Linked DNA regions of Mus musculus: all the other regions are linked to region 4. A link is a loop called in an ENCODE intact Hi-C map of the cell type or tissue named here. Cell type or tissue: heart. All regions are shown on one strand.

Region 1 (5,000 bases), 49 kb before region 4:
ATTTTAAAGATACAAATTATAGACATTTTAAAAATATTCAAAATTCAACAATGTGGCCTTGAAATGCAAATGAATCCACTCTTCTCGGTTTTTGCTCACACCCAGAAGTCTCGGGCAGAGAAGTAAATGGTAGTGAGGCTTTTGAAGGCCTTGTTATCAAACAAGGAAAAGCTTTACTAAAGGTTTCTCACACTACAGCTTCTAGAGCTTCTCTTTCTCCAAGCTCCAGTATCTTAAAACAGGCAATACCATCTTATGACAAGGACATGATAAAACCAGATTCTACTACAATACTGGTGTAATATATGTTAAATCATGAATAACACATGGATGTTCATTATGATTAGAGTATTTGTCTTTAATAACTTCCCTAAAATAAATTCCATGATAAATTATGAAAATCAGTCTAGTAAACGAACAAATCCTAATTTCATTGTTACTCAATATAAATAATGAAGATTTGTTGTTCTAGATCTGTTAATTGCAATAGTTTTAACAAAAATGAGAGCTGTAGAATAAAATATCAAGAACAGTCACATATTAAAGGAATAGCTAGACAGCCACTTTAATACATAAACATAGTGCTCTAAATTGATTTTCTATTTCTTTCAAGTCAAATCTACCAAAGATGCCAATATGAAAAGAAAACCTTTGTTAGACAAGTAAAAATTCTAAATGAATAGTAATTTTGCGTACAACAATCAAAGCAACATTAATTTGAATTTGAAATATCTGCTTTTTTTTTTGAGGGAAGAGTATGGTAGAGGTAGAAGAAAATGGGGAGAAATTACAGTCACTATAACAACACAGTGTTCCGCTCACTGGTGCTGCTTTAGGGCTAATCCTTGAAAGGAATGCTGGTCTTTCCATCTCTCTCATTCTCCCACAGGAAAGAAGCTGAACTCACAACCTTTAATCACCTACCTATGAGTATTGTGAAAATCCCCAGTTCTACCCAGATATAACCAGTTACAAAAGGGAGGCCTTTCCTTTCCTTTCCTTTCCTTTCCTTTCCTTTCCTTTCCCAATATTTGCTTTAGGACACCTCCCAGCCCTTTCAGGGGAGGCTGCAAGGCAGAGGGTGGACATGGAGGGACCGGGAGATGAGAGCAATTGGGGGACATGGTGTGAAATTCACAAAGACTCAATACAAAGGAAAAAAAAAAGAGTCCCCCTCTCATTGGGGCTATGGAACCTGAAGAGGTTACCTCCTGCAGCCTTGCAGGAACCCCAGTGGAGCAATACAGACACCAACCTACCCACAAAAATTTCAACCCAAAATTTATCCTGTCTACAAGAAATATAGGCACAGGGGATGAGCAGAGACTGAGGGACTGGCCAACCAATAACCAGCCCAACTTAAGACCCATCCCATGGGCAAGCACCACTCCCTAACACTATTAATGATACTGTTATGCCTGCAGGCAGGAGCCTAGCATGGCTGCTCTGAGAGGCTCCACACAGCGGCTGACTTGGACAGATGCAGAGACCCACAGCCAACAGTGGATGGAGCTTGGGATCTCTTACGGAAGAGCAGGGGAAGGATGGCAGACCAAAGGGGACAGGACTCCACAGGAGCCCAACAGAGTCAACTAACCTGGACCCTTGGGGCTCTCAGAGTTTGAATCACCAACCAAAGAGCATACATGGGCTGGACCTAGGCCTCCCACATATATGTAGCAGATGTGCAGCTTGGACTTTGGGTGGATCTTGAACAACTGGAGCAGAGGCTATCCCTAAAGCTGTTGCCTGTCTGTGGGATACGTTCTTTGAGCTGGGCTGCCTTGTCTGGCCTCAGTGGGAGAGGACGCGCCTAGCCTTGCAGACACTTGATGTGTCAGGGTAGGGTGATCCTTAGGGGGCCCTATCTGCTCGGAAAAGGGAAAGGGGGTGAGTATTGTTGGAAGGGGTGCCAAGGAGGCAGGCAGTGAATGGAATGTAAAGTGAATCAGTTAAAAAAAAAAAAGTCCCCCTTTCACTGTCCTGCAACACAAACCTCTTCTTTCTCAACTTTGCCAGAGTTTAAAATGACAGCTGGCTAGGGATACATTACAAGTTACAAATATCATATATAAGACATGGTTTCTCTCTAAATATCACAGTAATGAGATTATGCCTACATTATATTTAAACATTCAATCCTTACAAAAAGAAAACAGAAAAACAATGACAAAAACAAATCAAAAACGAAAACCTCCAAACAAAAAAATTAAAAAAACAAACAAACTGAAACTGCTCTTCTGTCCAGTAGAGGGAGCCATTAGCATACTACTCAGATTGTATGCCTGGAAAGCTGACAGGGGTTACTACTGGTCAAAGAACTATCTTAACCTTTAGACTAATTCCTTTATCCTATGTGCTTGGGATTTTTAGATTTCAGAATATTATAATTAAATCACACAGTTCAAAGCTATGAACTTAATAAAATAGTAGAACTGTCTACAAACTTACTTATCTTAAAGTTACTAGGCCAGTTTGATAGTTTAACTATATGGAAGATAAATTTAACTATCATTTTGCATCATTAAATCATCTAAGCCCTAAAAGTGGCATATAAATATACTAAATATTGAATTTAAAATTGTAAAGCATTTTCTTTAAATAATTTTTCCTATTAATGATCACTATCAAGCAATACAGCAAAGAAAAAGGCAAACATTTCCATATGGTGTCAAAAATTACCTAGTCATGATTTAAATTAAGGGAAAAGAGAAAATACAAAAATATTAACATCAAAATATAGGACTTTTTCTGAAATGGAAATTCTAAAAAGCCCAAGCAGCTGAACTGCAACATCCATCAGTCTGGGACCCATGTTATAAGAAGACAAACCTTATAGGAAGCAAGATGCTGTATCTTAAGAGAGAATGGATATGAGTGGCTGGACAGATGCTTCAGTAGTCAACAACCATCCTAACTCCAACTTCAGGAACTAAACACCTTATTCTGGCTTTCAGTGACACCGCACTAACATGCCATACCCCACCCTCACATAATTAAAAAACTCCAAACATCTTTTTAAATAGTATGTTTTAACACATTTACTCCAGAAAGCATCACTGAAAATCATACAATGGGAAAAGCAACAGTAAAGGCAAAGAGGTAGGGCTCCTTTGGACAGTGAGTGTTGTTCCTAACTCCTTTGCTATCCTCACTGTATGACTGGACTTTATACACTGTGTTCAGAGTCACAACACTGCTTAGAAAAGGATCTGGGATTCAATTCCAGATTCATGTGCCCATCTCTAACATTTCCTCCAGGTATCCTGGTGATGGACTCCAGACTCTTAGACAAAGGCTTGGAAAGTATTGGAAGTCCTGGCAGACTGACAAGGGACCAGTTCAACAGCTGAGGTGCAACTGGGCAGGAAAAGAATAGGAAATGAAAGGGTTGAGGCAATGAGGGAAAGACAAAAGGGAAGGGGTAAGGGAGAGTCAGAGCTGGTAAAATACTCTAAGGACAAAGAAAAGCCCGTGCAGGCCCTGACCCTCAGATCTCAAGCTAAGTGCTGTAATACCCTGATTCTGATACCCAAGGCCTGCACAGAGTTCAGAATCCCAAGGGTCTCCTGCTGCTGCTGCTTCATACTTACGTACTGTCACAAATTGCTACTGTCAAGTCAATGAAGGAAACGAAAGCTCTTAAAGACCAGTATTTTTTGTCCACCTTGAGTATCTCATCCATCCATAAGCTCTACACAGGTAGAATAAAAAAATCCTCATCGAGGGGACTGGGAGACAGACTGATGCACAGGTTTCTAACCACTTTGATTTTGTCCTCCTACAATTTCTCCCCTGTGTACTCAGGCTGAAGAATAGCAATCTATTTCTTTTATTTCTTGTTACATAGTGTTGATCTCAGCATTTCCCATCTGACCTTTCCCACAGTACTTAAATAGGGTCTTGTTAACAGCAGATACACAACTGCATAGAATGTTAACCTCTTTTCATTTACTCTTAAATATTTTATATCAGTAATACAATAAAATAAGTCTTTTGCTCTAGCATGTGTTTGTGGGTTTATTCCTGTTTTGAAATATGAATCAAGATGAATGTTTTTAAGTGCACAATTCAATACACACACACACACACACACACATTGTTGTACCAACAAACTCCAGACACTTCATCGTGTGAAACGGAAACTCCGTATGCGTTAACCAGCAGCACAGCATTTCTCCCTCCTTTCAACTGTGGTAACTACAACTGTGGCTCTAAGCTTGTCTCCTTACACACTGACCTTCAAGACTACTTAAAATCATCATTAAGTCCTTTGTCCATTGCTGAACTGTTTTTAATATTGTAGTTAGGTCTTAGAAATTCTCTGTATAAAATGGGTATTATTAGAAAATGAAAACATTTTCCCAACTACAAGTTCTTTTTTGCTCTATGAAGTGTTTTAATGCAGCAAACCTGCCAATCTTCATAATGTTGAATTTGTCTGTTTCTTTTACTGCCTGAAAAGTAGAGTTACACCTAATAAGTGACTGCCAGGATGAATGCTGTGAACATTTTGCCAAGTTTTCATGATGACCTTAGGTATTTCCTTCCTGGATGCCTGTGATGGTTTGTATATGCTCAGCCCAGGGAATGGCCCTATTAGAAGGTGTGGCCCTGTTGGAGTAGGTGTGTCACTGTGGGTGTGGGCTTTAAGACCATCATCCTAGCTGCCTGGAAGCCAGTATTCTCCTAGCAGCCTTCAGATGAGGATGTAGAACTCTCGGCAGCTCCTGTACCATGCCTGCCTTGATGATAATGGATTGAACCTCTGAACCTGTAAACCAGCCCCAATTAAATGTCCTTATAAGAGTTACCTTGGTCATGGTGTCTGATCACAGCAGTAAAACCCTAAGACAGTGCCCAACTTTTTGACATCATGATACTGTCAGTCATCTACAAAGGTACCACTTATGAGTTAAAGACAAAGCCACAAAAGAAATCTCAGAATGTGTTTGAAGTAAGTTTACTATTTGGTGTTGGGCCACATTCATAGCTATCTT
Region 2 (5,000 bases), 130 kb before region 4:
TACGAGATGTCCTGGACAAAGCAGCCTGCTTATGTAACAGCATCACGCCAGGTTCCAGAGGTCACATTCCTGTTTTGCTATTTCTCCTCTGAGAACTCAGGCAAGTTGCTGATATTATATAACATATATAATAAATATAGTATATATTTATAATACATAGGTGTCCCCTTCCTAAAGTTTAGCCACTTGAGAAGCACAGCACGGCAGATTCTGCTATTGTTCATGTAGGACAGCTGACAAGGGAGTTCATAGGCGCATCCAAAGCACTCACAGCTGTAGCAGAGGTGTGGGCATCGGGGGCGGCAGGGCATGGTGTATGAAAGAGAGAGGACAGAGCATGGTGGTGCATACCTGTAATCCCGGCACTCAGGAGTCAAGGGGATCCGGAATTCAAGGCCATCCTCAGCTACATAGACAGTTTGAGGTGAGTCTGGGCTACATGAGACCCTGTCTCAATAACATACAAATAAACACAGAGAAATACAATCTTCTTGTTTTTCCTTTTGCCATAAGTCACCATCTTTACACATAATCCATGCCAAAAAATTCAATTTGTAAAGCACTGATTCTCGGTGAGACAAACTAATAGTTCTTTTGGAATACATTCTGAGAATGACACCGACTGAGGTTGTTTTAAGAATATAAAATGAGCTGGGGAGGTAGAAGCAGGCAATCTCTGAATTTGAGGTCAACCTGGTCTAAACAGTGACTTCCAGGACAGCCAGAGTTATGTGGAGAGACTCTGTCTCAAACAAAGAAAAAAAGAAATCAAAGCCGGGCGCATGCCTTTAATCCCAGCACTTGGGAGGCAGAGGCAGATTTCTGAGTTCAAGGCCAGCCTACAAAGTGAGTTCCAAGACAGCCAGGGAAACCCTGTCTCAAAAAAAAAAAAAAAACGAATATAAAATGAGATAGAATTTCATTATGTGTGTGTGTGTGTGTGTGTGTTTGTTTGTTTTTTTGTGTTGGAGCTCAAACCCAGGAATTCAAAAATGTTGGGTAAGCCTGTTACTGAACTCTACCCACAGCTACTTCTTGCTTGGCTTTTAACTCATATGTCTACTGGAGTTCTCAAAAAGAAATTGGGAACAAAAGTTTTCAAACCTCATTTTATCTTTTCTGCAATAGCTTTGTAGTCCTTTCAGGAAAAATTTAAGCATATTTATGGTTTTCCCTTGTAGCCTGGGATGGCCTCAATCTCATGACCTCTCTTTCCTTAAATTTCCAGTGCTAGAATTACATGCGTGTACCACCACATTTGCCTTTAAGGCTGTATTAGTAACAATTTTTACAATCTGTAATGTGAGACATTTAGCCTGTCAGACTTTTAGAGGCATGAAGAATATGACAGGGTTTCCAGGCTCTTGGACTTATCTATACCTTGTCTCCCCTACATCTTTCTTTACTTTTCTTTCTTGCCCTTTTTCCATTTCCTCCCCCCCCCGCACCCCCCCTCCTCCACCGCCCCGTTTAAGAAGTCTGTTCACTTCAATTGCTTTCACTTTGGTGGGTGCCACGTGTACTGTGTCTATTATTATACTTCCAGCTCTAACCACCACACCCTGGACATAAGAAACTTTTTGGAGTGTTTCGTAAAGATATGAACAAAGGCTCTATATTAAGCCAGTGGAAGGTAACTCTAGAAGCCCAGCTTTAGATGTGGAATGAAATCTTAGTTTTCCAATTGATTCAAGTTGTTTAGAGCATGTTCTTTGTGTGAAATGGGAGCAATCCCTATTTTATAACAACGATGAGACTCTAACCAGGTACTTTTTTAGTTTATGAAAAGTACTACTGAACATATAGTGTTTTAAGAGATGGCTCATCGGTTAAGAGCACTTCAGTTCTTCAGAGAATTCAGATTCAGTTTCCACTTACATGGCAGCTAACAACCATCTTACGTAACTCCAGTTCCAGAGGATCCCCCACCCTCTTCTTGCTATTCCTTGGGCACTGTTCTGTACATGTAGTGCACAGCAGCACACACACACACACACACACACACACACACACACACACAGAAACAGAGAGCGCACAAAAACAAAAGGAGTTATGTACCAATTGCTCTCTTTACGACATTTCCACATAAAACAGTAAGACAAGTCATAGACTATTACGGAAGTGCTATGGGCGTTCAGAAGAGAGATATGACATATGTTTGAGAGAATCAGGAAAGGAGGTGGCATATGAATGATCCTTGAGGTATAATTAGGATTTCAAAATTTAAAGTGGGTAGGTATATCCGGGCTAAACTAAGACCATGAGCAGGGGTGTCAAAAGCGATTCAGTACAATCGAAGGGTAAGTTACTCTAGGCTAACACAGGGATAGAGTTGTGTAGGTGAAATGGGGTTGGGCCATACTGGAGGCTGATTTAGGGGCAGGTGTATGGCATAAGAGGAAGATTACTGCAGCAGAAACGCCAGAAGCAGAAGGTGTAAGCACCCGAGAGTGGGAAGACCAGTTAGGAGAGGTTATTGCAAGTTTGAGTTAAGGGCTTGATAAAGGCCTTCAGCCAGCAGGAGAGCAGAGGGAATTCAGAGACGACACTGGAGAGGGACTCTTCAGCAAGAATCCAGTGTGCGACAGGTGACCTAGATAGCCGGAGCCATTAGCACTGATGGGTATGTCACAGGGGGTTTGGGCTGCAAGTCCCTGCCACATTTCGTTTTCTTTTTTAAATTCCTCTTTTTTTTTTTTTCAGAGCTCTACTACTTCCCCACAGATCTCTCTACTAACTGGGCTTTTTCTTTTCAACCTTAACCCGCGTTCACGCTCCAACTCTAACACGGTGGCCTCCCGTGGTCTTCCCACGGGGGCAAGACCCTGCAGGTCAAACTCTGAGTTCGGGGTACTCCACCCGCGGCATCCCCTGTTCCCCGCGCGGGCGGCGTCCTTGCAGGCGCCCCTCGGCTCGGAGACCAATAGGAAGGCCGCGATGCTGGGACCCGACCCGTCATTGGTTGGCTCTGCCGTGGTGAGAGATGGTGCGGTGCCCGTTCTCCGCCCGGGTGCGAGCAGTGGGCGGTTGTTAGGGAGACCGTTCGTGACGTAGGCCGTCAGGCTGAGCAGCCGCCCGACGATTGGCTAGGGGATCGGACGATCCTTCCTTATTGGCGGCCCGCTGGCGGCCTGGAGCGTGCGTAAGCGCAGTTCCTTCCGCCCGGGGCTCCGTTGGCTGGAGACGGCAGCTGGGCCGGCTTGGCCTCCATTGAGATCCGGAGGTGAGCTGGCGGACGCTGGGGACCGGCGGGACAGCGGGTCTCGCGCTCCGCCTGGGCTCACGAGGCGGCTGCGAACCGAGGGGACCGCGAGGACACGTCCTTGAGGCCCGGCGGCAGGGCGGCGGCCAGGGAACCCGTGGGCCGGGTGGGCCTGAGGGCCAGTGCAGCGACGGGGCGTCCGTGGGTTCAGTCCGGAGGGCGCTGTGCTGACCCGGCGGTCACGGTCATCCGTGTACGAGTGCCTGGCAGAGGGGACAGCGGGAGCCCTAGAGAACAAGGGTTCACGCCCAGGCGCTGCCTTGCGGCAGGACCCGTCTTTAAAGTGATGGAGATGTAGGCTGCAAATTGACCCGATCCGCGTGGGTACGGCAGGTTGTGCTCTTCCTAGTGGGCCCGGAGGAGGATGCGAGGTCTGTACAGGCACAGCTAGCCCTCCGAAGTCGGTCTCTCGACCTTTATGTTATAGTCTTTCTCCTAAGGGGCGTAGTCTCATTGATACTGATGTCAATTTACCTTATGCACCTATTGGAATTATTTGGTTTGAATGAAGAAAATGGCCTTAGAGGTTCGCAAGTAAAACAGTAGACTTCTGAGGTTGGGCGAAGTTAATAGTCTTTCATCGAAAGCGGACAGATGGAAATCTTTCCTCTCTTGAGGTTGTATCTTTTCGGGCTAAGGCCTGTAAAGGCACAGGAAACGTCTGTTACTGGCTCTTTACTTACAAAGTCGTTGTGTACAATTAAAGCATCACACGAAGTAGGGAATACATTTTGTTTGGTTACTTGTGATTTATTTGTATTTTATTTATCGTAGGGCAAAAGTCTTGGATCTACATTGGGCTGCGTTTTGTGGGCTTACTTGGTCGTAGTGCCTTTCTAGAACTTGACCAGGCAAGATAAAGGGTGTGCTTGCTCACACTGCTATATTTTTGTCTAATTTGTAGACTGTGAGCTATATTCTGGGATCAGTTTCTGAATCCTTAAATCTATCTTGAAATTGTGCTTTTTTTTTTTTTTTTAAGTTCTTAAAATAGTAGTTCTTTATGGTTCCACTTAATACTTTGGTCAGAGAACTTGACCATGAAGAGGAGATGGACTTAGAAACTGGTAATGTATGGTAAAGTTGGGTACAGAACTTGTTTTCTGTGCAAGGTGATGATGGCCCCCTTTGATGGATGGGTAGGTTAAGAATGCTGAGTGTTCATCCTGTTGGGATTAGACGTGGCTACAGTGTAGGATTAGGGGGTCTTACCCTCAAAGGGACAACCTGCACATATCAGTGTAGATATTTTCTAATCAAAGAGTGGGTTGTGTACTACCGGAAGAATGAATGGACTGGAAGAATCTCAGAGAAGCCTGTCTCTTGGCAGTGGTTGGTGGTTCTATTCCTAGATAGAATTAGAATTTAAGTCTGGTGAGTTTAAATTTTCAGCCATTTGAGGAGTCTGTGAAATGTTTGCTGTATACTGTATTTGGATAAGTAGGCAAGTTCTTTTATTGCAGCGCAGCAGAAAAGGGACCTTCCGAGCTTTCATAAACTGCTACACCGGTGTCACTTTGCCTAGTCACAGAGAAATGGGAGGTGCTCCTGAGAGACAAGTTTATAATTACGGTTACTTTTGACATACCTTTGTAACACTGCTCAGTTTGTAGTTCCAGGTAGGTGTGGTTCTCTGTGCTTGGTTGGATTGTGGAACAGGATTTTGTGTAATTTTTTCCCCTCAGATTATTTAATAATAATAAAAAAAGACAATGTACGTGCAGGGAAGAGTGGCAAG
Region 3 (5,000 bases), 110 kb after region 4:
TTTTTAACATTTATAGGCATGTATATGTGTGCACGTTTGACAAGGTATGCACATGTGAGTGCAGTTGCACACGGATGCCAAAGGAGGATGTCTGGTTTCTGGAGCTGGACTTACAGGCATTGTGAACCACCTGCGTAGATGCAGGGCACCAAACTCAAATCCTCTGCATGGGCAGAACATGCTCTCAAGAGTTGAGCCATTTTTTTTCCAACTTCTAGGATTATTTTTTTCCCAGTAGGTTTATAGGTTTCAATATTTAGTCCCCAGCTGGTGGAACTGTTTGGGAAGGATTGGGAGGTGTGGCTTGTTGTAAGAGGTGTAAAAGCCCATACCTTTCCCAGTTATCTCTTTCTGCCACGTGGTTGTTGCATCAACACATAAGCTCTCAGCTACTGCTCCAATGCTATGTCTGCCTACCTGCTGCCGTGCTCTCTGATGTGATGGTCAGGGACTCACCTAAGCCAATAAACTCTTCTATGAGTTGCCTTGGTAATCGTGTCTTGTCACAGCAGTGGAAAGTAACTAGGGCAATGCTTGTCAATAGTTATATGTACACCAGACCTCTCTTTTAGAACCTCCTGGTATTCATAAATCTATTCATTTATTTGGACTGATCAAAAAAGGAAGTCTATTTTGATTCTGAAAACTTTCACAGTGGGTTGACTAGGCTCATCTGTAATAATCCTTCTTTACGCGTGTTTACATGATTATAGTCAGAGTTTGAGTAGGGTTTTTGGTCATGTAAAGTTTTATTTGAACTAGATATCCAAGATGGCTCATTTACTTCCTTGGAAGTTGTTGCCAGCTATCTGGCCTCTATGTAAGGGTTGCCCTTGGGTAGCTTGGCAGCTGGCCCCAAGAGGAAGTAAAACAAGAATCAGAAGCAAGAGAGGAAGGGGGTGGAAGCTGCTAGGCTAGCAAGGGGCCCTGCCTGGAACTGACTCCTTATCATCTCTGCCATATCCACTGGTCAAAGCAGTTGCAAGTCCACCTAGATTCAAGGGAATAAAGAAATGAGTCCTAGCTGTTGATAGAGGAATGTTAAGTAGGCCAGGGGATACTAACTTAGCCACTTGGGGGACGCAGTTCTCAAAAAATGTCCTTATTTGGAGGACCTGGCTATATTTTATGGCAACCTTATAATCAGCAGTTACTAATGCATTGGCTTGTATTGTTGTCAGTTCTCACGGTAGGCTGCTTGGAGGCTGACTGGAGGCTAACCAAGAGCAGAGCACAGTTTTGAGCTGAGTGCCACTTAGCTCAGGCACTAAGTGAAGATGCGTAGGCCCCAGAGAGTGGCAAGGGGCAGTAGGAGTGACTGAGAGTTACAAAAGGAGTCGGGCAAAAGGACCAAAAAGCAATGCCTTGCATAGGTGGAATTCCTGCCAAGCCTTGAAGCCATTCCTGGGAGAGCCTGGAACAAAGGCAGGAGCCAGATACCACTGAGGGCATTTGTGGGTTTTGTTTTTTGTTTGTTTGTTTTTGTTTTCTTTTTAGGCCAATGCCACTCACCTATTTTAACTCAAGGAAAGGATTTGCTGGGGACCACAGTGGTAAACTTGAGTCTGGAAGCAGGGATGTAACTCACCTGTACCTGAGTCATAGTGTCTCAGTGTCTTAGGTTAGGCTCCTGTGGTAATGACGACGACGACGAACAACAACCACAAACGGCAAAGCTGGGTGATTTAAGCAGCAAGCATTTATTTCTCCTAGTTGGAGACTGGAAACAGCCTGGGTACTAGCAGGGTCAGGGACTGGTGAGGACACTTCACCAGCTTTCCTGGAAGCCATTTGTTGGGTCTTCCCATGGCTTAAAGAGGGGCAGATCGCCCACAGTGGTTTCTCCTCCACCTCTCATCACATCAGGATGAGGAGTTTTGGAGACCCAGTCAGGCCGTATCACATGGCAATAGAGGACACTTCAAAATGATAGGCTTTAGCTTGATCAGAAATACGTTGGATTCCTTTCTTTAAATAATTGTACCAAATCACCAACCGCATGCGGACAGTAACGGGATCCCCTCCCCTCCCCCATCTGTTCACTGCAGCTCAATGTCAGTGCCTTGCAGACAGCGACCCGGAACGGCCACACAGCCCTTGTCAACTTTCTTCTCGGTGAGAATGCTGATTTGCAGCAGCAGAAGGAAGTGAGTCCAGTCAATACGGGATTGGGTGCGGGGGGGGGGGGGGGGGGGGCGGGCTGTAAGGCTGGATGTTCAAGTGCTCCAGGCAGAGACACGCTGGAGATGAGATATTTCACAAGGAAAGGCTTCTTTTAGGGGGAACATTGGCTTTTTTTGTTTTTAATCTTAATCATGAGAAATAAAGTCCAAGGGGTAAATTTTCCCTGCACAAAACAAAATCTTTGTTTTTAAAAGAGTCAGATAGGCTGCAGTAAGTCTCAGGTGTCTGGAGGTGCCTTGACTCCTGTAGAAATCTCATCTGTCTGGGAAATTCCGGCTTCCTCTGCGGCTGCCGCCACTTCGGGATGTTAAGAAAATGGACCATTGCCCCATCTCAGAATGATCTTGTGGTTTATTTCAAAGTCAATCCCTTATTACTGACTGAGGTTTTTCTGAAGTTTCGACTGACTTTGGCAGAACAAACACAGGCGCTCTGTGCTGGAATCCGACAAGAAAAATCCCTCTATCTATCTCCCACTCTATTTTCCTCTCTTCTGTGAATATTATTTCCTCTGGCTGTGCCAAGCCATTTCTATTTATGGCACCGACTTGAAAGGAGGGATATGACCTGAGCCATGCCTGATAAGTTTTTAGAGCATGGACTTAGAGGGATTGGCTCTGTGTTTACCTAGCTCAGGCCAAGGAGGTTTCTTCATCCCCGGGAGAAGCTGGGCCCCAGCAAGGCGGGTGGCCCTGGCCAGACCTCCGACCCCTTGGAGATGAAGGATGCTGTGTCTTTGCTCTTGCTTTGTGCTTGGTGGGAGAAGCTGATTTCCAAGCAGAGCAGAGCTTCTCAGCTTCTTAGCTCTCAGGTTACCCCCACAGATGCTCACAGTGCCTCCTTATCCCCTGGCTCCCTGCCAGACGGCCTCTCACTCAGCCATATCATACAGCCTTTCCTGCCCCTCATCTCCAGTCTATTCTGCAAATGGAGAGAACTGGGAAGTCTGTGCTCAGGCCCTGTCTTTGCCTCTTCCCTGTTATTAACAGAGTTACTGATCTGTTTGTGTATAAAGTCGGGGATATAAGGCCCAGCTCCTAGGGTTCCCATGGATGACTTATTTAACCTTCTGTTGTTTTCTGCTTGGTTTTGAGCCAGAGTTTCACTGTGTAGTCTAAGCTAGCCTGACATTCCCTATGGAGCCTTGACTGGCCTGGCACTTGAGATCTTCTCTCCTCTCTCTGTCTTGAGAGTGCGGGGATTGCAGGCCTGGGCTACTTCACCTGCTTAGCCTAATGCTTGTTTGTTTTTGGTTTTGTTTTAAGATAAGGTTTCTCTGTGTAGCTCTGGCTGTCCTGGAACTCTTAAAGATGAGGGTGGCCTTGAACTTAGAGATTTGCCTACCTCTGTCTCCTAAGCACTGGGATCAAAGGTGTGTGTCACCCCCCCAGGGTAAATGTGGGGTGCTGAGTGTTTAGTTAGTACCACATGAGGCTTCGTGGAGTGGGCTTGATGCTTATTCCCGACGGACGTTGTCTCTGCACTGGAGTGGAGCTGTAGGCTATCCCAACCAGCTTCCTTTACATGCATCCTTCCTCTCTACTCTGTCCCCAGAAACTCAGGCCAGCACTCACCCCTGTCTGCTCGCCCCTCCTACCTACTCCCGTCCTCAACTTCCTGACTCTCCCCTACTCATTTGCCCCTCTCCCTTAGTACATTGCTTCTTCCTCAGTCCTGAGTTGCCTTCTTTCCTCCCAGAGAGCTCCACAAGCCAGTGTGACTGGGTGGAGGTGAGATGGCAGGGACGTTTGAGACAGAGTATGGTGATGGACTGTGTCTGATGGTCTGAGATAGAGAGGGGAGGGTGGGAAGAAGGGGGAGGGATCAGGAGGTCCAGGTGGGGTGAGGGGATGAAGGAGCAGGCTGTTGAGACTAGTCACAGCCCACCATGGGTAGACTCCGCAGAGGAGCCCCGAGGCCCACGTAAGCAGGGACACCGCCCTGCCATGGATCTAGGGAACTTCCTGCAGCTCACATCTGTTCAGGAAATGCCGTGTATACATTTCCTCCTCTGTGGCCACTCCTTTTGTCCTTTGGCTCTCTGAAGGCTTCGAGAAGTCCTCAGTTGAGCCTTCTTAACACGTCCTTATCTGTGTTTGAGCTCAGCTGTCATTTCTTCAAGGAAGCCTTTTCTAGCTTCCAGAAGGGTTGGTCCTCCCTCGACGTACATGCCACCCCAGCACCGTTGACGTTTCCTCTAAATCACTTAAACTTTGAAACTAAATAGCTGTGTCACTTCGTTAAAAAGATAAATCTTTAGGCCCTGAAGAGCCTGGCCCTTAGTAGGTGCTTGTTGTGTCTGCCCAGAGTGACAGGCAGCCTGCAGATGGTGGTGACTGGTCAGGGCTTCCTGTGGATCTGACACTGGGTGGACTGTTGTAACTCTCAGAGATCAGGGATTTGAATGCTGAAGCTTGGTGCTTTTCTTTCTGCAGTCTAAGGAGCCCCCTCTTCACCTAGCAGTTATCAACAACCGCCCCGCAGTCGTGAACAGCTTACTAAGTGCTCGGCATGATGTTGATGTCTTAGATCAGGTAAGCAGGCTGGACACACTGTTCTCTTGTGTTTCAACATGAAATTTCCAGGTTTCAACACAACGTGTCAGCAGGAAGTTCTCTTAGGTTCAAGGTGCCTAAAACCATTCTTGGGATGAACATGTGACTCTTCTTCATTCGTTCTGTAACCTCTCTGCTGTCCCCACACTGCTGCTTTTTGCAGAGGCAAAGCTGGGATTCTGGGTGTATGTAATAAAGTTGTTCCTTTTTAATAGGCATAGTTAGGGCTTCTGATAAACAATGACAAAGCAAATTGCCAGA
Region 4 (5,000 bases):
AGGCATAATTATGCACAGATAAGGAAGCTTATCCATCAATCTCTCTCTCTAGAACCTAAGGTAAAAGAGGAACTCTGCTATGTGTTTATAATCTATATTATTTTCTTATAGCAGAACCAACAAATGACATAAGCTTCAGAACTCAATAAATATTTGCTATTACTATAACCAAGAAAGCAGGGTTTTGCCTTTTTTTTTCTGCCCATATTTGGTTCCACTCATCAAGTTAACAAGGATTGCATCTTAGATAGTATAAGAAAACAGAGTCCTTTTATGTTGCTAAGTTTGGCGATCACAAATTCAACAACGACAATGACAACAAAAAGAGTCAGATCCAAAATGTCCACACAAAATAATATATGTACCCAACGGAGAGCTATTGAATATTCATTTAATAAAAGGTTTTATGTTAAGGACAGCATGTGGGATGGATTCACAGAGCCATGTCCATGCAACCGACCGTTCTGAAGCTCTGGGAGCTGGGTTGTGAGTTAGAGGCCAGTCTGGCCCGCATAACAAAGCTCTATCTCAAGATAAAGAGCCAGAAGAGCTGGTCCATACTTTGAATCCCAGCATTCAGAAGACAAGAGTCAGGGGAATCCCTGTAAGTTTGAGGCTAGCTTTTGCTTAAGAGCAAGTTCTATGCCAGCCAGAAGTACATAGCTCTCAAGCAAGACAGCCAGTAAGCAACTAACAAGTTCATGGTGATGTAAGGCAATCATGTGGAGAGCTGGCTAAGGTCTCATTTACCCAGGCTTAGTTTCTCTTACATGGCAAGGTATGAACCTTCCTCAACCATTTTCTATCTTATATTTCATAACTACATGGAATTACTACTTATCAAGTATTTCTGGAACTGACGTGATTAAGAACTATGGTGCACGCCTTTAATCCCAGCACTCGGGAGGCAGAGGCAGGTGGATTTTTGAGTTCGAGGACAGCCTGGTATACAGAGTGAGTTCTAGGACAGCCAGGGCCATACAGAGAAACCCTGTCTTGAAAAACAAACAAAAAAAACAAAACAAAACAAAACAAAAAACCAACAACAAAACAAAACTATGTCTCAGAGGTATTTGACTACCATGTGAAAGGAAGGAAAAAAGTTTTGGATTGGCCTATTTTTGATACAAATTTCAGTCCAGTCAATTCCAAACCCATTCCAGTTTACGAAACAATAAAGAAAATGGATTAATATTAGAACTTATCTACATAATTCATCAAAAGGAAAAGAACAGATGTTGAAAACTAACTCTTGCTTAAATTATCAGGTAAATAACAGAGGGTTCAAATTTCAAAAGACTTTAATCTTAAAAGCATGCATCATCCAGTGTGCATGGACTTATTCAGTATAAGGTTCCTTTACTGGGGCTGCAGCCATACATAGTACAGCAGAATACTGGCCTAGCATTCGTGATGCCACTGGGTTTGCTCTCTAACAATGTCCAAAACTAAACAAAGCAACTTTTAGAAAATAGAAACTAGACATATGACTGTGAAGCACTTGCTAAGCAAGCATGAAGACTTTGAGTTTGGTCCCTAACATCCACAGAAGAACTCCAGGCTCAGTAGTGGCATATGCTTATCATCTTAGGAATGGGGAGGTGGAACAGGAGGAACTCTGGAGCTTGTTGACTAAAACCAGTCTAGCTAAATGGCAAGCTTTAGGATTGGTGAGAGACCCTGTCTAGAAGAACAAGGCAGAAGACTGAGAAAGGCACTCAGTTTAAATCTCTGGTCTCCAAGCAGGGGTACACATATGCATACATAAACATGTACACATATAAAATAAAAATCTCTGTAAAACATTAGGTATAATTATACACACACACACATATAGAACTATATATATGCATGTATATACACATATTTTTTTTTCAAGACAGGGTCTTACTATGTAGCTCTATCTGTCCTGGAACTCACTATGTAGATCAGCTGGCCTGGAATTCACAGATATTCACCTGCCTCTGCCTCCCATAAATTCTTAAATTTTAGGAAATTTTTCTTTACAGCTGTTAATAAAGTTTTACTACTGTTGGTTGTATATATACAAACAGTCAAAATTAAAACAACTCCCCTTTCACGGACATAGCCAAATAGGATCCTACTTTAAAAATGATTTTGCGAGACAAAGCCTTTTGTAGATAGGTAGGTTGGTTGGCTTGAAACTTGCAATCCTCCTGTTTCAGCAACCTAGGTGCTAGGATTAAGTAAACACAACTCTGTCATGTCCCAGGTTCAGATTCACATTATACTTCATACACTGCTCTGTACAATAGTAGGTCACAGAGCTTATGACTTTTTATTAATTGGTCATTACAATCGTTCAACATCCAAAAAGTGATGATCAACAAGTCAAAAATAAGCCGGGCATCAGAGGTCCACACCTTTAATCCCAGCATTAGGGAAGCAGAGGCAGGTGGATCTCTGTGAGTTTAAGGCCGGCCTGGTCTACAAAGTGAGTTCTAGGACAGCTATTGCTAGACAGCGGAAACCCTGTCTCAAACAAACAAGTCAAAAGTGTAACTTGCTTCATAAAATACTTGAACAAAAAACTAATACGGCAGTCTGGTTCTCATCTAATGACAATGAATTGAGACTATCAAAATCAGGAGAGACAAAGAACCCATTTTATAACCATTTGAAAATGCAAATGTGGGGCTGGAGAGAAGGCTCAGTGGTTAAGAGTACTGACTGCTCTTCTGAAGGTCCTGAGTTCAAATCCCAGCAACCACATGGTGGCTCATAACCACCCGTAATGAGATCTGGCGCCCTCTTCTGGTATGTTTGAAGACAGCTACAGTGTTCTTATGTGTAATAATAAATAAATCTTTAATAAATAAACAAATCTTAAAAAGAGAAAATGCAAATGTATTACACAATGTGTTTAGTAGATTCTTAAATTATAAAGATGCAATACTGAAACCATCACAATAAAATTTCAAAAATAATCACAGAATTAAATACAACATAATTTTCTACTATGTAAATAAAAGTTAACACTTGGAAGCCTTGCATCTGGCATTCTTAAGTCTATCCCAGGCCTTTTCAATCTAGGACACTGTAGATACTTTAATAGCCTAAATTTCAGACAATTCCAGAAATGATGTTCAAGAACACTAGAAGCAGAATGATTTCTTAATGGGCATTAGCACATGACTTAGTATCTTATGACCAGCTTGTTAAGGGACCAGCCCTGATTCTCCCTCTGGAAACTAACTGCTTGCTCTAAGCATTTCTTAAAGTTTAACAGGAAAGGACTGGGAAGTCATAAAGACTGAGTCTTCCCACAACAAAAACGTAAAATACAACACACTGTGAAATATTAACAAGATCACTTATTTCCAGCCCTATAAATTCTATCTAGGCTTAAAGGAAAGAAAGAAAGAAAGAAAGAAAGAAAGAAAGAAAGAAAGAAAGCTGAAACGGTGCTTTTAAAAGTACAGAGGCAAAACAAAACAAAAAATGTCTTTCCTTTCTGTACAAATACTGCATTACTAAATAACGCTCCTTTTCCTGAACTAAAGGTCGGTCTTCCTTCTGACACGTTCCAACTTACTATTAATATTTCTTATCCACAGCTTGCCAATTCAATAGCTCTTTTCTGAACTTGGACAAGGAGGGGGTAAGGTACAAAAGTGCCGCACACGCTTCCTACACCAAAGATCACTCACACCTCAAAGTTTACTATCTCAGATTTCAAGGCCAAACCCAGTCAACTGGTTTGCCTAAGTTACACCAATTAAGAGCCGAACAGCACCTGCCCCCATTCTGGTAGGGGCCTCCAAAATACAGTCTGAAAGGTCGATTTCACCGCCCTCCTGCCCAGCACTTCTTCAGACACCACGGGTTGCCCAACCCAGATTCCTACACCCCAGACAGCTGCGGCCTTGGGTTCCAAGTTACCAGATGCACCTTGCCTCCCGAACTAGATCACGGATTTAATACAAGCTTTCCAAGGTCCTCCGCCAAAGCTGACAGGATCCAGGAATTGGGGGGCTAGCGGTAAGGACAGTCCCAAGCACCTCCTATCCCATCCCTGGCCAGGCACTCATTCCAAGACGACCTTTCGGCCCCGCACCCCAGCACATTCCGCAGCCCCCGCCCCGGGACAGTCGGTGCCTCCAGTCCAGCCCCACCCCAGGTCCCGAGCGGCTCCCCCTCGCCTCGCGGCAGGTGAGTCCCGGCAGCGGATCCACGGTCCCCGCGGGGCAGCTCACCTTGCTGAGGACCCCGCAGCGCTCCACAGGCGGCCCGGACTCCGTCTCCGGATCCTCCTCCGAGCCCGACGAGTTCCAGCTCTGGTTATCCGACATGGAGACGCGACAGCCGAGCAGGAGACCGGCCCCCGCTCCGCGAGCTGCGCCAGTGCAGGCGCCTAGTCCCTGGGGTGAAGGGTCGGGGGATGGCACCGCCAAGAGAGCCCGCTCCGGGGAGTGAGGGAACAGGAAGAGGGACGAAGCGCGCCCGCCGCGCCGCCGCCGCCGCGCCTGACACCGAGCGGACCGGGGAAGGAGGACGAGCGGCGAAGAAAGCCTGCCCTTCCAGCCGTCAGCCGCCGTGGCCGTGACCCCTGCGCTGCGCCCGGCGCCGCCACCTGAACTCGGCCCCCTAGATGCCAACCTCAGTCAGGGAGGGAGGAGGGGAGGAAGACGGGAAGAGCCAAGCCAACGGCAGAGACCCAGATCCACTCACTCACACCTCCGCTACAGCCGCCATCTTCCTGCCGGGTCCACTATTTACCCTCCCTCCTCTCTCAGCTCCCTCCCCTCCGTCCTCCCATCCTCCCTCCACCCCGCCCCGGGCCCCTCCCGGCGGCTCGCGACGCTCCCTACCTCCGGCCCTCCCGGGTGACGACGGGTAGGGAAGGAGGCGGAGCCGGGAGAGGAGAAAGCTGAACAGGGAAGCCGCTGCGCTGCATTCTGGGAAGGCTGGCGCTCCGTCCGCCGCGCAGCCTCCTGGGAGTTGTAGTCGCAATCCTAGGCAACTGGTGTGTGTCCTGG
Region 5 (5,000 bases), 160 kb after region 4:
TACTCACCGAAGCAAGGACGGTAGCACAATGGAACTGGAAGGTCAGCAAGTTCAGTACCAGCTGTGCCGGCATGAGGTTGCCTCTGGAGCATCGGGTTTGTGGGCACGCAGGAGTCAGTATCCCTGGGCTCCTATGGATTTACTCATCTGTGGGCCAAAAGTATTTCTTAAAATCACATTGGTCTTGACATGCACAGACTTTTCTTATCGCCATCCCCTAGACAATTCTGTGCAATAACAACTTACCTAGCATTTATACTATATTAGGGTTCTATGTAAAGTGGACATAATTTAAAGTGTGAAGGGTGGTATATGTCATAGGCTACACTATGCCATTTTATATAGTTCTCTTGAACATCTGTAGATGTAGGCATCTGCAGGATCTGGGAATCAATCTGCTGAATTCTGTGGTTACAGAAGGATAGCGGTTATGTGACTACGTTGGCTACTCAGCACCCAGCTCCGAGCACTGGAATTCACAATGGCTAGGATGTGCCTTTGCCTGTATTACAAGCATAGGCTGGAGATTTAGACTGAGGAGGCATTGACCTCTTGGGGTAATACGAAAGAAATGGGGATGGATGGGATTCCCCATTGTGGTAAAAGAACTGCTATCCTGCAGACCAAACACAACTGCACACACTTTTAGAATATAAACATATGTATTTTCTAGAAGGATTTTTAGATTCAAACATGATTTCAAAGGAGTTCATAATCCTAACAGAGGACTGCTCTGAGAAGAGGAACCTAAAACTGCTAGCTTTTAAGGAACAGTGAAGTGTCAGGAGAAAGATGGGAGGCAGCCAGAACACCGGAATTGTGTGGAGAGCAGTATGAGGGTCACTGGCCAGAAGGGGGCAAGGAAGGCCCCCAGCATGCAGATCAGGAGGCTGCCTTGACACCCGTGACAGTTTCAGCTGCCCCTGGAGCAGGCCTCAATTATAGTTTGCTAAGAAAACAATTGAGATAAAGACACTGAAGAAGAAGGGAGAGATGCAGGGAAAACCACAGAATAGAAAGCCAGGGTGCAGCCAGAATTGTGCAAAGGGAATTTCTCTTTTATTCAGCATTGGTATGGTTCCAGAGGATAAGTAAACTAAGTCTGAGCTGTGACTGTCTTTCATTAAGCCATGCAGGGAAGATAAAATAGGCATGGATCTGCATCGAAGAATGAACACTTCACTAGTCTCAAATCAACCACTGTGGTAATTTGATCCGTTTTAATTTTAATTACATTTTCCCTTATGACTTGTTTGCAGACCTGGTAGGCAACCAGAGTTGGGAATTGTGGATTATTTTAGTAACAAATGAGCTGGTATGATCAGACGCCAAAATTGTTTCTTAAAAACATATTGCGGTCAGAAAGCGATCGGACTTTTGGAAAATACGTTATCTGCCATTTATCCCTGCTCTTTGCAAACAGGCAGGAGAAATAACGTGAGACGAAAACAGTAGCATTTCTTCAGTTTCTGGGTTCAGAAGAATGGTGCTTTAGAGGGTGACACGCACCATTCCACTACATTCTCGGCACTCTTTAACCTAAGCTGAAACCACAAGATACTTTGAATGCTTCTCTTTGCTACTGGTACAACTTAACTGAAAAGCGGACTCGGGGAATTCAAACGCAATCTCTAAGAGGCGGAGAACGAACCAACGTGTAGCTGGCCGCAAGGTGACTTCTCCCGTCTTAACTGCACGCAAAGAGAGGGCGAGCACCAGGCCCTTCCAAGTTTTCTTTCACCATCCTCCAATCCGGCCCCATTTAAATCTAATTCTTTCTTAATAAAAAACAACGTTCTGTTTGGCTATGTCCCCACGTCCTAAAGAACAGGACCTACTTAGTTCGCATCACTTGTGTCTTCTCTTTCTGGCACCTCCAGGGACGATGCTCCCAATCCTGCCAGGGAGGAACCGGCCTGGGCGCCGCCACCGGGATCCACCGTCTCGGCGAAACCTCGGCTCCTGACTCGCTGCGACAGACGGCGTCGCCGCCGCAACCAAAGCAAGCACAGCGGCTCCCCTAGCAGCCACTTGACAGTTTCAAACTGAGGGCCCTGATGAAAGACAGCCCTAACTATTGGTCCACAGCTTCAGCAATCTTAAACTTGATTGGTCCGTGGTAAGTGGGCGGAGCCCAAGGTATCTCCGCGGGACAAGCCGGAAGTAGGAGATTTACAGGCAAAAGCCGGCCCAGAGTTCCCAGAACAGAGCGCATGCTCGGTGCTGCTCTGTGCCTGAGGACTACTACGGGGCGGCACTGCAGACAAATTTAATTATCTTCGCAAATCTGTGAAAGCTGAGTGCTGTTTATTTTCAACAATGAGGATGACATAGGCATAAAGCCTCGAGATTTCGTTTCATGCACAGATAACAGGCCGCAAGGCCACTGGCCCGGCAGCTGCTCTCTTAAAAACACAAATGTCCGATGCCCTCTATTGATTTCTTTAGTTTTGGGTTAGGGAGTTTAACGAATAATGTAATTATGAGGATGAGGGTATAACAAACTGCCAGCCTAAGTTTTTTGTTTTTTGTTTGCTTGTTTGTTTGTTTTTGACTTGCAACTCCAGGGCATTTCCCTTGGTTTATTCTGTGTGGGGTATTCAAAAATTTAAACATAGATCCTAACTTTGGTGACATCTCAGCTAAAATAAAATACAGAAGGCTAAACAGGGAGAATCCAGTGTAATTCACTTCTAAATCCATAGCAACGTAATTTAATACTGTAAAATTGTTTACTATCACAGACCCAACAGATAATTCCCAAAGTAGCCCTTGGCAGCTACTTTAAACCAACATGACTGAGTCTAACCAGCCTAAGTTTTACTGATGACCTAACTGCTGTAAGCTGCAAACAGAAACTTTTGGTGGAATATCGCGACCTTAAAAGACAGAACACAATTACAACTTAAAACTTGGCTTTAGTAAGTACTCATTAACACCTTCGGTAATGCTACCCACATAATACGGTCTAGGGAGATAAAATGAGTTAATATATTAAAACAGACATTTCGGACCCCAGACTAGAAAAGAATAATCTGTTCGATCCCCCCCACCCCTTTTGTAACCTACATGATGTCACTTTCTTTTTTCTGTATACGGAAGTGGCACAGCTGCAGCCTCACCTACTTCTGTTTGTCAAGAGTTAGACTTTTATTATCTTTTAAAAGTTATGCTCTCTCTCTCTCTCTCTCTCTCTCTCTCTCTCTCTCTCTCTGTGTGTGTGTGTGTGTGTGTGTGTGTGTGTGTGTGTGTGGTGAGGGGAAATAGTCTCTATTTTCACCACGTGTGACCTGACTTGGGGGTTGAACGCAGGTCATAAGGCTTGGTGGTAAGTGCTTTTACCCATTGAGCCATTTCACTGGCTCTTATATTTGAATGATAACGAAGAAGATCACAAAAAATTTTTGTTGGCATTAGCTGTGTTGATTTCCTCCCCTAAGCTTATTTTAAAAGACAAATTACTACCACTAGAAATAATTTTATACTTCGTTCTAATAATTGTTGTTCAGTTGAATACTACATGGTGACCCTGTTGTGTTTTATAAAAGGAGCAGGGGTGGTGGTGGCAGAGGTGGTGGCAGGGGTGGTGGAAGGGAGCATTTCAACGGGCCCTGCCAAGGTGTCCCCCAGAACAACCAACCCATGTGACAGGCCAAGTATAAAAGGGAGTTTATTTGGGACCTGGGGGAGGGGGTAGAGGCAGAGAAAGGGGAACAGAGAGAGGAGAGAGGAAGAGGGGAAGAGGAGAAGAGGAGAGAGGCCAGCTGGGAACATGTGAGAGGGTGGGAGGGAGGGAAGGAAGGAAGGAAGGAAGGAAGGAAGGAAGGAAGGAAGGAGGGAGGGAGGGAGGGAGGAAGGAAGGAAGGAGGAAGGGAGGGAGGGAGGGAGGGGGAGGGGGAGAGAGAGAGAGAGAAAGAGAGAGAGAGAGCATTTGAAGCTAGGCTGGTACCTGGTTATTGCTAGGTAACTGTTGGGCAGAGCCTAGAGGAAATGCTAGCAGACCCCTGCCACTGTAATCCAGTTTTTTCTTCCTCATCTTTGTATGTGTGCTACTGTGTGTGGAGGCCAGAGGTCAATGTCAGGTGTCCTCTTCGGTTATACCACATCTTATTTTTTGAGACATGGTCTCTCACTGAAACGGGAGCTCATTGATTTGGCTCCTGTAGCTGGATAATGAACAACAGCTTGTGATGCAGGGATTTCAAAAGTAAAAACTGCACACGAATCGCATGGCTGGATGAGCATCGCGGGAGGCTGAACTGAATAGTTAGAGAAAGATTTGAGATTTTACGTCAAAGATAAATGATATATTTTTAGGTTTTCAGAAGAGATAAAAACAACTTGGAAGAAGGATGTGAAAGACCCACAACGTGAGGACTCTCCCACGTTCTGAATCAGGAGAGGCAACACCCCAAATCACTCACAAGAAACAATCTTGATGCAAACTGCAAGAGGATTTTTATCCCAAGAGCACTCTGGTACCCACAGTCATACACCACTCAGGGTTAGAGGACCGTGGGCCACAAGTGCAGAATTGTGACAGCTTTTATGGGGTTACAACAAAGAGCCCACATAGTGCCGGCCAATCGATTTGTACCACTCCATAATTTCTAGGCCAATCATTTTAAATCATCAAACCTGTGCCCCGAGGGTTTGGCCCAATCAGTTTTCTATGGCCCCGGTGGTTCACTTTTGCGTGGGTTCCTGGGCGGGGGAGGCAAAACGCAGTTTCGGTGTGTAATCTTTTCTTCTATGGTGCAAGCAGTTTACAGAAGCTAGATAATCGGTTAGTCAACTCTTTTCCTGTTATCTTACTAGGTCAGAATCATGGTATTCACAGAGAACAGGGCCCTGGAGCGGCAAGAAGTGTGGCCTTTTACCTATACTCTGGCAGGGAGCAGGGTCTGGAATTTGTGGTATTTAGGGCTTCTTAGGAGGCTGGAGTTGGGGCTGTGTTTTCTATCCTTTCAGATGAAGAGAAAATAGAAATGAGCTATTTT

Evidence for each region. Peaks named below come from ENCODE experiments on the same cell type or tissue, not always from the same donor. Only the 100,000 strongest peaks of a DNase experiment are listed, where the experiment ranks them.
Region 1: a loop joins it to region 4, with 2.4 times the contacts of the local background. A loop is called at or near these places in 10 of 42 quality-filtered maps.
Region 2: a loop joins it to region 4, with 4 times the contacts of the local background. A loop is called at or near these places in 2 of 42 quality-filtered maps.
Region 3: a loop joins it to region 4, with 6 times the contacts of the local background. A loop is called at or near these places in 8 of 42 quality-filtered maps.
Region 5: it touches region 4 in a loop (2.1-fold over the local background); 4 of 42 quality-filtered maps call a loop at or near these places.

What each region holds. Positions count from the first base shown.
Region 1 is chr13:96,591,096-96,596,095 of GRCm38, reverse strand. All of the region lies in intron 3 of Cert1 (ceramide transporter 1), which reads right to left. Among named protein-coding and RNA genes, the nearest start is that of Gm46436, 22 kb to the right of the region's middle. In heart, a CTCF peak has its summit at 2,250 (motif pointing right); no DNase peak of the experiment used is centred here.
Region 2 is chr13:96,669,034-96,674,033 of GRCm38, reverse strand. It overlaps Hmgcr (3-hydroxy-3-methylglutaryl-Coenzyme A reductase), which reads left to right and starts at 3,098. Exons shown (of 20, transcript NM_008255.2): 1 at 3,098-3,223. In heart, a CTCF peak has its summit at 2,877; a DNase peak (open chromatin) is centred at 3,043; H3K4me3 peaks cover 2,678 bases; H3K27ac peaks cover 2,274 bases.
Region 3 is chr13:96,433,020-96,438,019 of GRCm38, reverse strand. Ankdd1b (ankyrin repeat and death domain containing 1B) reads left to right here. Exons shown (of 15, transcript NM_001369169.1): 9 at 2,049-2,147; 10 at 4,620-4,718. Among named protein-coding and RNA genes, the nearest start is that of Ankdd1b, 36 kb to the left of the region's middle. In heart, no CTCF peak of the experiment used is centred here; DNase peaks (open chromatin) are centred at 2,079, 2,849 and 4,029; H3K4me3 peaks cover 1,056 bases; H3K27ac peaks cover 3,052 bases.
Region 4 is chr13:96,542,477-96,547,476 of GRCm38, reverse strand. It overlaps Polk (polymerase (DNA directed), kappa), which reads left to right and starts at 4,898. Exons shown (of 15, transcript NM_012048.3): 1 at 4,898-5,000. It overlaps Cert1 (ceramide transporter 1), which reads right to left and starts at 4,742. Exons shown (of 18, transcript NM_023420.2): 1 at 4,218-4,742. The coding sequence starts at 4,313. In heart, a CTCF peak has its summit at 2,786 (motif pointing left); DNase peaks (open chromatin) are centred at 4,096 and 4,836; H3K4me3 peaks cover 2,011 bases; H3K27ac peaks cover 1,544 bases.
Region 5 is chr13:96,385,370-96,390,369 of GRCm38, reverse strand. Poc5 (POC5 centriolar protein) reads right to left here and starts at 2,076. Exons shown (of 13, transcript NM_026173.3): 1 at 1,839-2,076; 2 at 8-147. In heart, no CTCF peak of the experiment used is centred here; a DNase peak (open chromatin) is centred at 2,099; H3K4me3 peaks cover 1,997 bases; H3K27ac peaks cover 1,280 bases.